Regions from separate parts of the Homo sapiens genome. Here region 1 is linked to region 2. A link is a loop called in an ENCODE intact Hi-C map of the cell type or tissue named here. Cell type or tissue: endothelial cell of umbilical vein. All regions are shown on one strand. Each heading gives the region's core, and the rest is flanking DNA. Links, peaks and the distances in the headings are about the cores only.

Region 1 (6,241 bases), core at 880-4,879, 74 kb after region 2:
AAGTAATATGTATGCATGCATTCTTTTTCTGGAAAAATCAATTGCTCCACTGCCTATCGTGACCTGTAATATTCTTTCCATGAGCTGTTTGAACTGGGTCCATTTGCTTAAATGTTAGGCCTTTATAGATTTTTACTCTCATATAAATAAAAAGTTGAAAATTTTCTGCATATTAGTGTTTATTTTTTGTTCCAAATTATTGTGCTATGCTTATTATTAAGGTAAAAGAGAAAGTTTTTTGACTTTTTTTTAGTCAAGGTTGAATTGAATTTATATCAGACTACTCTAGTTTCCTTCATACATGATTTGTGTCAAATGTAAGAGTTCTTGACTCTTACATAATATTTCATAAATAATATATTACTTGTATTGTCATATTTACTTATCATCCATCATGAAAATACGTTTTTTAAGTGCCTACTATGTGAAAAGCACTTGTGTTTTAGTAACAGAAGGTCAAAGACTGGATTACTGCTTTCAGAAGAATGTATCCTGTAATAAAAATTATGTGATCAAATTCTACTCCTTCACGAATTTCACACACAAATAAATTACTTATAATTTGTTCTTTAAAAATTTATCATGTGAAATCTATGGTGCACCCTCAGGATATGATGAATTACAAAGCATAGTGTTAGTTCACTACTGCTCACACTCACTGATCTGTACAATAGATATTTACTAATCACGTACTATATACCAGTAAATTAACCAGATGCCAAGAATAAAATGAGAGCAAAACAGGCAAAGTTATTTGCTCTTCTAAAACTTATTGTAGATAAGACTGGTATTGACTGTAAACAAACAAAGCCTTAAGCTGGGAAATAATGAGGTAGGAGTTCCTTTAGATGTCTTGATGGTCATGAAAGGGTTCTCAGGAAATTTGGTAAGATGGATGACATATATGTTAATAATGTCTACGTGCAACTATCTATAAGAAGTTTGAAAAGGTTGCTTGCTCTTAGAAAATGAAATAAAGGCAGTTTTAATTTAATTAGAATACCTAAATAGGAAGATATATTTTGACTCAAATGCTCGATGTAATGATTTGGAAATAAAGTAGATAGAGGGAAAAGTAATTTGATAGAGTCAGGTAAGACTAAATAGGGAGTTTGAAAATTGTTTTCAGAGAGAATATTGATTTGTTTCAATAGTTAGAGAAAAATAAATTACAATCGTGATTGAAGTACTAGCAAATCACAAAAATGGTGGGGAATATAAAGATATCCATTATCAGTCTACAATCTTCTTTCAGTAATACAAAAACCCAATTTTTCTTTCTGTTTCAGAAATGACTGGATGGGTAATTCTATTTGTGATTCTCTTTCTCAAAGAGTACTCCTTCAAATAACAGATATAAATATTTGAAGAATTCAATGTCTATAACACCTTATATGAAAATTGAGATAACATTAACATAAATTAGCTTACATATAATAAACCTATTATAATAAAGTTTCCATAAATATCTTCTTATAAATACTTCTCAGTAGGCTGGCCAATGAATTAGTTTAAATTTCTTAAATGTGAACATGTTAGTAAAAACTGAGAAGGAAAAGTAATTTAAGTTGGGTAGGAAAACTGCAAGGGGTTCGAATGTGGAAATCACCATATTTAGGAGTTGCAAAAAGATTTTCTGTGACAGGCAGTTTGTTATCCAAATTGAAATGGCAGCAGCAGGATCAGTCAGCCATGTATTTAATAATATAAGTGCATAATGAGACTGTGGGAGATCTCAATAGGAGACAAGAATGGAACAATTATTATATGGATCACCTAAATTAAAAATTAGGCTAAATAGGCTCTCCTCATCAAGGAGCTGGCTATAGATACTGGGGCTGCAAATAACAGATCAAGTTTCAGAGACAGGATCCCCATTCCTTACCAAGAAACAGGCAAGAAAATCTCAGGGGCTTCTGTTTTCAACATTTGGATCTCCGGAACTGGAGTCCAGGTATAAAATCTGAACCATAGTAAAAGGAACTACTAGCAGAATTGAACTACGTGCTATGGTAAATGCTGAAAGTAGTAGATGTCTTAAAACACCAGAAAAAAAGTTACTAAAGTGAGCCAAAAATAGCAAATTATTGAGATTTGAATTCACGTTTGGAATTAGGTTAACATTTGACATTAATTCTTGGAATGTGTCACTAAAGCATCTTAAATACCCATACTTTCATTTCAGGATTGGTCCCAGGAAATTGTTAGAGTATTCACCTCACATATGCTCACCCAGCAACTTCTGTCAACTTTGCTATATACTTGGTACTGAAGGATGCAGAGATGAAATAACTTGGTCTCTACTCTTTGCAGACTAACAATCAATACATAATAAAACATTAATAAGTATATATGTTGTACAGCAATACTTTTTGCTTGTGTTTTCTGGTTATTAGTAGAAACCCCTGTGGTGAGCCAAGTGTTCTGTGAGGGGTCTTTAAAAAGTTCATGAAAAAAACTATGCATGGGCCTCTTTTTTTTTTTTTTTTTTGCACCAAAATAAACTCATTCTAAGTTATAACATGTCTGAACAGGATCTAATCTGAGGCACTAAGAATATAGCATCTATCGAAAAGATCTTCTACTAGAGCAACATAAATTCCGCTAAAATTAAAACATGAACAAGCTTCACATTTATGGAAAAATGTGTGTGGAAGAATGGCAAAATCATTAATCCTTTATGAAAGGTTTATGGGACAATGCCCCCATCCAAATCAACACTTTACAAATGGATAACTTGTTTTAAGAAGGAATGAGACAATGTTGAAAATGAAGCCTGCAGCAGCAAACCAACCACTTCGATTTGCAAAGAAAGATTAATCTTTTTCGTGTCCTAATTGAAGAAGACTGACAATAGCAAAAACAATACGCAACACCATGGACATCTCAATTGGTTCAGCTTACAGAATTCTGAATGAAAAATTAAAGTTGAGCAAACTCTCCTCTCCATGGGTACCAAAACCTTTATGCCCAGATCAACTGCAGACAAGAGCGGCACTTTCAACGGAAATTTTAAACAAGTGGGATCAAGATGTTTGAAACATTTCTTCAAAGAGTTGTAACAGAAGATGAAACACAGCTTTACCAGTAGGATCTTGAAGACAAAGCACAATCAAAACAATGGTTATCAAGAGGTGGAAGTGATTCAGTCTAAACAAATGCAGGCCAGTCAAGAGCAAAGGGCATGACAACATTTCTTATGAATTGCTCAAGGCATTTTGCTTGCTGACTTTCTGGAGGGCCAAAGAATAGTAACATCTGCTTATTATGAGACTGTTTTGAGCAAGTTATCCACAGCTTTAGCAGAAAATCACTCAGGAAAGCTTTACCAGAGAGTCATTCTCTGCTGTGACAGTACTTCTGCTCATTCCTCTCATCAAATAAGAGCAACTTTGTGAGTTTTAATGGGAAGTTATTAGGCATCCACCTTTTAGTCCTAACTTGGTGGTTCCTTCTAACTTCTTTTTGTTTCCTAATTTAAAAAAAATCTGTAAAGTGTGCTTATTTTCTTTCAGTTAATAATGCAAAAAATAAAAATAGAGAGAGAGAGAAAGAGAGAGAGACAGCATTGAAATGGTTAAATTCCCAGGACTCTTAGTTCTTTAGGGATGAACTTAATGGCTGGTATTGCTTACAAGGGTATCTTGAAATTGATGGAGCTTATGCTGAGAAATAAAGTTTTTTGTTTTTTTAAATTTTCATCTTATAATTCTATTTTTCCACTAACTTTGTGAAGCTGTCTTTCATATCACAAAACAATCAATATGAAACGATTTACTCAATATATAGATGGAAGAAAAAATCCTTTTATTACTCCTCACCATAAGGTGTTTAAAAAGCAGGAGTTCTCTGGCTTTAATTTGTCATCTTTGCATTTGTGGGGAGATGATTTCTACATCTTAGGTAACTTGACACAGTACCTAATATGTTGCTCCTTACTCAGAGCTCTGTAGAATGCCTGAATAAATGTAGCTTTTAAATTATTTGATTTCCTAGCAAATATGCATCTCTATGTATAATGGTTCCTGGGTAATTTTATAGCATTTATACAACTTCAAATATTAGGAAGAAAATCAAAGAAAATATTTTCTATGATAAGCTCATCTAAAGAAGAGTATTATTTGTCCTGGAAATATAAATGCATTCTCTATCTTAGGCAATACTGGCTCATGATTTTGTGTGGAGAAAAATAAAAATGAGATTAATGATTTCTTTGTTTTCACCAATGATATAGCGTATGAGGTAATGCTATTACATTTCTGACTTATCCAGTTCTTCAATTTACAAAGAATGCTTTCAATTAATTACAAAACACAGGCAACAAAAGCAAAAACAGACAAATGGGATTACATCAAAATAAGAAGCTTCTGCACAGCCAAAGATACAATCAACAGACTGCAGAGACAATTTACAAAATGGGAGAAAATATTTGTAAGCCACACATCTGATAAGGGGTTAATATCCACAATATATAAGGAACACAAACAACTCAATGGTAAGAAAACAAATGACCCAATTAAAGAACAACTAAAGGATCTGAAGAGACAGTTCTCACAAACAGACATACAAATGGGCAACAAGTAAATGAAAAAATGCTCAATATCCCTAGTCATCAGAAAAATGCAAATTAAAACCATGCAATATAATCTCACACTTGTTAGAATGGCTGTGATCAAAAAGGTAAGTGTGGGAGAGAATGTGGAGAAAAGGGAATCCTTGCACACTGTTGGTGGGAATGCAAAGTAGTATAGCCAATATGGAAAACAGTATGGAGGTATGTCACAAATAAACACAACTACAAAAACTGCTTGATTTTTTTTAAAAAAGTTAATTCACATTAGGCCACAGAATCTAAAGAATATTTGTAGTTCTACAAATATGTCCTAGGATACGCTGAAAGACAAGCTTATTTGATATACAGGGTAACAAATGGGTAATAAAATAAATGAGATTTTTCCCTGTGACTCAGAAAAAAGGAAAAAAAGTTGCTTTACACTTGTCTTTTAACTGTTTTTAGGGTGACCAACTGTCCCAGTGAAACTTTCAGTGATAGAACTGGGATACTACTGAACAAATCAGGATGATTGGTCACCCTAGATTATCAATGATTTATTTATTTTTCTTTCTTCATGCCTGTCATCCATTAGGGGGATTATATTATGCAAAATTAAAAGAAAGTAGTTTTATTTTTAGTTCTTTGAAACATCTCCATACTGTTTTCCACAGTGGTTTTCATGTAAAGTCATGGAATCAACCTAAGTGTCCACTAGCAGAAGATTGGATAAAGAAAATGTGATATCTGTATCTGTATCTACACCTTTATCAAATTATACATATATATCCATACTATATGTACTATATATCTATGTATATAGTTTTATAGTATTCCATTAAGTGCGTGCTTTTGTGTGTGTGTGTGTGTGTGTGTGTGTGTGTTTGTTCAGACACACAAAAAATGAAATAATGTCTTATGTAGCAACGTGGAAAGAACTGGAGGTCATTATCTTAAGTGAAACAACTCAGGAACAGAAAGTCAAATACCACATGTTTTCACTTATAAGTGGGAGCTAATAACATAGAGCGTGGAATAATAGATATTGGAGACTCGGAAGTGTGGGAAGGGAGTGAGGGATGAGAAATTACCTGATGGAAACAATGTACATTATTTGGGTAATCGTTACCCTAAAAGTCGAGACCTTATTACTGCACAATATATTTATGTAAGAAAATGCACTTGTATCCCTTAAATTTATACAAAAATAAAATCCTTCACACATGCACACACACACACAAAATCTACAGAAATATTACAGGAATATACTATGTGTAAAATTACAAAATTTGTAGAAATTTCAGGAGAAGAATGATTTTGTGAGAACTATTGCTGGATCAGCTGGCTATTGTTGCAGTGATTCTGCATAACAAATACTGACAAAATTTCAGTGGCATTCAACAATACTCACTTGTTCCTCAATCATTGGTATGCAGGTCTGCTGGATTGACTCTGCCTCAAGTAGTGGGTTGCTGGATTTTGTCCTTCCTATTTCAATCCAGAGTGCAGGGTGAAGAGGCAACAGGTACCTGGGGGATGTTCCTTTTATTTTAGAGGTTGGACTCTCTCAGAAAAATATGCAAAAACATGTTCAAATTTTTAAGGCCTAGGCTTGATATTGGCAAACACTGTCACTTGCACATACATGGCTTTGGCCAGAGAAAGTTATTTGTTCCAGTCCAACTTAAA
Region 2 (6,241 bases), core at 1,401-5,400:
GCAGTGACAAAGGACTAATATCCAGAATCTACAAAGAACTCAAGAAACAATTCAATAAGAAAATAAAAAAAATCCCATTAAATGTGGACAAACGATATGAACAGACTTTTTCTCAAAAGAAGAAATACACATGGCCAAGAAGCCTATGAAAAAAAATGCTCAACATCACGAATCATCACAGAAATGCAAATTAAAACTACAGTGAGTTACCACCTCACACCAGTCAGAATGGCTATTATCAAAAATTCAAAAACTGCAGATACTGGCAAGGATGCAGAAAAAAGGGAATGCTTATATACTTTTGATGGGGTTGTAAATTACTACAACCTTTATGGAATACAGTATGAAGATTTCTGAAAGATCTAAAAATGGAACTACCCCAGGACTCCTGCTACTGGGTATCTACCTAATAAAAAAGCAATTGTTATGTCCAAAAGATGCCTGAACTCATATCATTATCACAACACTATCCACAATAGCAAAGTCATGGAAACAACTGTAGTATCCATCAATAGATGATTGGATAAAGAAAATGTGGTATATATATGTCATGGAATACTACACATGTGTAAAAAGAATGAAAACATGTCTTTTGCATCAACATGTATGGAGCTGGAAGCCACTATCCTGAGTGAAATAACTGAAAAACAGAAAATAAAATGCTACTTCTTCTCACTCGTAAGTGGGAGCTAAACAATGTGTACACATGGAAATATAAAGTTGAGTAATAGACACTGGGGATGCCAAAAGAGGGGATGCTGGGAGGGGCTGAGGGTTGAAAAATTACCCTTTGGGTACAATGTTTACTATTCAGGTAATGGTTACACTAAGAGCCGAGACCTCACCACTATGCAGTATATCCGTGTAACAAACCTGCACATGTATACTTTGAATATGTAAAAATAAAAAACTAAATAATAAGAAACAAAAATGACAAACAGCAAGTGATGTTAATTTTCTCCTCAAGGATCTCATACTCCAGTGTGGAAAATACATTAATAAACAAATAATTGTATATTTTGATGTATGTATTATATAAACAATTATTTACATTTAGTTATCTATTATTCTAGAAATTAACTATCAAAAAGAATTGCCTAACCTGTCTAATATCAGGTTAGGCAATGTTTTTGGAAAAATTGGAAACAGGTTCAGAAATATGAAAACAAAGATTTTCCTTTACCAAATATATGTGGATCCCATGATTCTTAGTCCTTTATAAAATATGCTCTAAAAAGCCTGAAGATTGTCAACATGTTTGAGCATGTTGTCATTTGGAAAACAGCATCCAATTCATTTATCTCTTCAACAGATATTTACTGGGAAGCTACTATGTGCCATAAATAAATGTAATCATTCACTTAGATAAAAATGATAAATATATAGTACTCAGAGTACAACTATTATGCTGAGGAGTTAAATTAAAAGATAAATCAGATTTTCAGTGGTTCTTGAACTAATCATTACAAATAATGTCTGTTATTTTACTTTTGCTTTATGTTATGCTGTTCATTTGTGTACAACTGAATTATAAACTGAAAGGTGTTTGTAGACTTTCATTCATATTTGTAGTATTTTAAATTGTTTTTGTTACTAGGAAACATTAATTTTTCCCATGTCTGAGTGATAATATAATGGAAAATATTTTCTATATTAATTGTTATATTTGAGATATTTTCAAATATCATCTTGTATTGTCTTAGAACCTTATTGAGTCCAAGGACCAATACTCAACATTTATATTTTTCTATTAATCAATCATCTTATTATTACATATATCATATTGCCTAATTTTTAAATTTTTGTTTAGGCTGTCCCTCACACCTTAATAGCTTTTCATTGGATCCAGAGATCTTCTAATCTACAGGTTTAGGAGCACAGATTTTAATCTACAGGGTTAGGAGAATGGTTCATAAATACTTCTTGAAAATTCAAGCTCATAATGCTTATATTTATTTTGAATTCCTATTTTACAGTGAAAATTACAGTCTAACTGTACATAATCCTGTGATAACTTTATATTAAAGAGTTGATGACTCATCCAGAGCAGTTTATAATATCAGTATTTATTAATTATATATTAATTAATATTTCCATGTCAAGATATACTTTCTTTGATATTAATGGCAATCTAGATTTTTATATTCCAAGAAAAAGCACAATTATAAAAAATTATTTTATTTATTTTCTTCTGTTTTATTGTAAGGTATGACAATATATCTCAGCTTGATTCTTTTATTACTATACAACAAATGTCCACAATGTATGATTATTATGACAGGTTTCAGATTGTAGCTTGTATTATCCCAGCAACATGACTAACGAACCTGTCAACTTTTAACATTAAAAGTTTGTGAGCCTGTTGAACTATTGGTGATTGAATTGAAAGATGATTTAATAAATAATCTTGGCACATAAAAAGGAATATAAATGCAAATTTAAAATACGAACTTCATATATATACATTTACATATAGAGTATAAACACAAAACACACTACACACACACACACAAGCCCAAGGTTCAACATACCCAACAGATTAAGTGATACATTATAATTTCAAAAGGATTAATAAGTGTATTCAGTTTTAAAATAAAAGTGAATATCTTTATACTTATAACTTTATAAATCCAAAATTATGCAGGAATTTATTCAACAGCTACATACCACTTATAAAAGAATAATCATTCATGGATCTTTCTGAGAAATACTTCTCAGAAAGTATTTATATCATATTAATTATGTATTATATTAATTTATAAAATCTATATTTTTAGTTATAAAGATTAGCATTGATTTATTTCATAACATATTAATAATGTTTCCTTAACAGTATTGCACATAATCTGCATTTGAAATGCTTTTTTTGTCCATGAATGATTTTTTATGGGCTAATATAGCAAACATTTATTCAGCATGTAATGTGTACAAAAGATTCTTGGGTATATAAGAAATATAAGAAAATTTGAAGCATTGAGGTGAGATATATTTTGAAAAATAAGAAGAACTACAAATTAATTAAAATTCTGTTTATAGAATAAATTTTCTATTCTCAGATTGAAGAGTTGTGCTAATGTTTCTACCATGTAAATATAAGCTTTCCAAATGTAATAGAAAACAAAAGATATTAGTATTGCATACTTAGCCTCAATAATTTAATATAAATGTATTAATTTAGGTCAAGCACAGTCTTGAATTCCACATTATAAATATATTATACTTTTAAAAATTTCTCAAAACTCCACATTCACAGCATAAAGAATGCAATAATAAAATCAGCAGCTATTGAACCATAGTGTACATTGGGTTTATGTATTCTGAAATCTTTATGACTGGCTTAGTTGTCGTAAAGGAAATGGGTTATCATGAAGGAAATCGGCTTGAGTGGCACAAAATATTTATGCTTAATTCCCACCAAATCACTTTCGAAACTTATAATGTATGACTCATTTGCAAAACATTGAGTGCTATAGAACTTCAAAGGTATTTGAAAGTGAGTCATTGAGAACAGCAGTTCAGCAAAGAGTACGTGATATGCTGTTCCCTGTGGCTCAATCAAATATTGGACAAACTCTCAAAGGCTGAGGCTAGATGTCGAATACCTAGAGTAGAACACTGTGATATTAATCTCAATTATGAGCCAAGTTCTTTATTTGTTGCCTTCTTGCAAAGCTATTTCAGTGCCAGTCACCATTAATTCTTTCCGAAACTGTAAAAAAATCTGCTGAAAATTCTTGAAGAATATAAATTTCTTTGAAAAGATTGACAAGGTCATATCACATTATGATTTAGAACCAAATGATTTAAGCCTTTGCATTTTCATGAACTTCTAGTGGTTGACGATGACACACTGATATGATTGAAGTGTTGTAAGAGAAATAAAAATCTTGCAGGGCTGGGAAAGGAGTGATTTATGTATTAACTATTTCCTAGCTTTCATGACTATTGTAAAGATTTTGATTAACATTAAAAGATAAATGAAGGCTATGGGTTTTTTTAAATAGCAAAAAATACTATCTTCTTAGTAGCAGAAAGTATTTGACACTACTGCTATCCTCTTACTTGAAGAAACAGTTTAACTGATCTCTTGATAAATGCAACTTATTGGCTGGGGTGGGGGGCACACTGTTGACATTTTCATGGAAAGACATCAACAATGAATGATGAAAACCTACACAATTTTATCTAGCTATTACAGGAAGTGAATAGAGTTTCAAGAGATTTCTAAAGCACAGCTACAACATATAATTTGGTTTGCATATTTATATAGCATATATATGTTGCAGCAGGTCATTTCTGATTCTAGCTTCAATTCTTACAGGCAGATGCCAGAAAAAGTCATATAATTATCTTAATTGGTCTATAATAATGATAAATTAAGATTATATTCCATCTCGATAATATTACTACTATATTATTAGCAAGATGTATTATTATGTATTTTCACTATGAACTAATATTGTACATTGGATCATGAATTTGGGAAAAATAAATGGAAAATGAAGATAGAAATACATTACTTGGAAGTTGAATCACTACATATTATCTATTATCTCTGAAACTGCATTATTGCCACTATGTTCTCAAAATTATGTTTTTCTTCGTGTGTGTGTGTGTGTGTGTGTGTGTAAGCACACATACATGTATTTGTCATTTCATCATCATTGACTTGAGTATGAGTCATTAAAAATGCTTGGCATTTATATTGAAACTTTTATTTAAGTTTTCAGACATTTTGAAACGATCTATAAAATGTTTAAATTTTGATTCCATTAATCATACAAGGTTAATAACAGAGATTATCACAGCATATGCTTGGGTCTAATAGTTATTCTGGAATTGTTCTGTTCAGGGCCCACTCACTAAAGCAAAAATGTCTCTACTTAAGAATTCTTAAAAAGTTAATGCTTGCTTTCAGATACTCCAGTGAATTCTAAACAAGCCATAGTAAATAAAGAGATTCTTCATATGTCAGAGGAAACACGGGATTAAAATGTTGATCAGAATTTACTGAGTGTGTCTTTATGTTTACTGCTGTTTTTAGATTCTCTCGTTTGTTCAACATTTAATATTTTATTTTAAAGCATATATCGAATGCCTATTCATTAGCAGGCACAGTTCTAAATGCTGAAAAACAATGTGGAAATCATAGCATTTCCCTCACCTGGGGGAACTTCATAAGGAAGATGCTAATTTTCAGTAAAAGTAACATGTAGAAGATGGGAAGGCATTCTCAATAGTCCTTTACTTAAATCCTATATAAAACCTACAGAAGAGTTCAAATCTCCGTTCATGTTTTCAATGATAAATATTCAAGTGAATAAAGTATTTAGGAATTTTAAAGTATTATGCAAAGAACAATTAAAATCTAGTGCCACAAATATACACAAGTTTTAATGTATTTTCATTCATTTCATCTTTTATTTTACTTTCCTTGATATTTTGTCAAAGCATTAGGGGAAAAGTACACTCTGTTTTTTGGGAGGCCTTTTATTATCTGATAAAATAAATGAGATTTTCAGTATTTGCATGGGAGCAGATGAAGGACCCCAAATTCTTAAAATGTAAGAATGTAGATCTACTCTTTATTATTTCTTGGAAACTAGCTTGTTTTTGCACCACCATCTCCACATCTGAATAATTTAGCAAATTAAAAAGTAACAAAGGGAATAGCTCTGTAGCGCTTGACTGCAAGTGAATAAAACAAAACTAAAAAATAATGTATAACCCAAATTATTTTGCTTGGCTCTTTTTGTTTTAATCTTGGTAAAAAACATATATCATGAGATCTCGCCACTTAAGAAATCTTTTAGTGCAGTACAGTATTGGTAACTATAAGAAAAATTTTATGAAGCAGATGTCTAGAACTTTTTTTCTATCTTGCATGACTGAAACTCTGTACTCATTGAATAGTAACTTCCCTTTCTCCCCGACCCAGGCCTGGCAACAATGATTCTATTTTCTCTCTTTATGAGTTTGACTACTTTCTTTAGATATCTAGTATAAGTGGAATCATGTAGTATTTGTCCTTCAGTGAATGACTTATTTCACTTAACATGATGTCCTAAAGGTTTATCCATGCTGTAGCATACAAGAGGATCTCCTTCTTTTTATGGATGAATAATATTCCATTATATATGCTATGTCACATATTATATAGTCCATTATATATATACTCTATCTATCTATCTATCTATCTATCTATCTATCTATCTGTCTATCATCTATCTCTATTATCTAT

What was found. Hi-C counts contacts between places; a loop is a spot of excess contacts. Peaks named below come from ENCODE experiments on the same cell type or tissue, not always from the same donor. Only the 100,000 strongest peaks of a DNase experiment are listed, where the experiment ranks them.
Region 1: it touches region 2 in a loop (6-fold over the local background); 3 of 110 quality-filtered maps call a loop at or near these places.

Annotation. Positions count from the first base shown.
Region 1 is chr14:28,305,883-28,312,123 of GRCh38, reverse strand. No RefSeq gene overlaps it. Among named protein-coding and RNA genes, the nearest start is that of LINC02300, 300 kb to the left of the region's middle. In endothelial cell of umbilical vein, for the core only: no CTCF peak of the experiment used is centred there; a DNase peak (open chromatin) is centred at 3,163; H3K27ac peaks cover 2,078 bases.
Region 2 is chr14:28,380,268-28,386,508 of GRCh38, reverse strand. No RefSeq gene overlaps it. Among named protein-coding and RNA genes, the nearest start is that of LINC02300, 230 kb to the left of the region's middle. In endothelial cell of umbilical vein, for the core only: no CTCF peak of the experiment used is centred there; a DNase peak (open chromatin) is centred at 3,398; H3K27ac peaks cover 1,842 bases.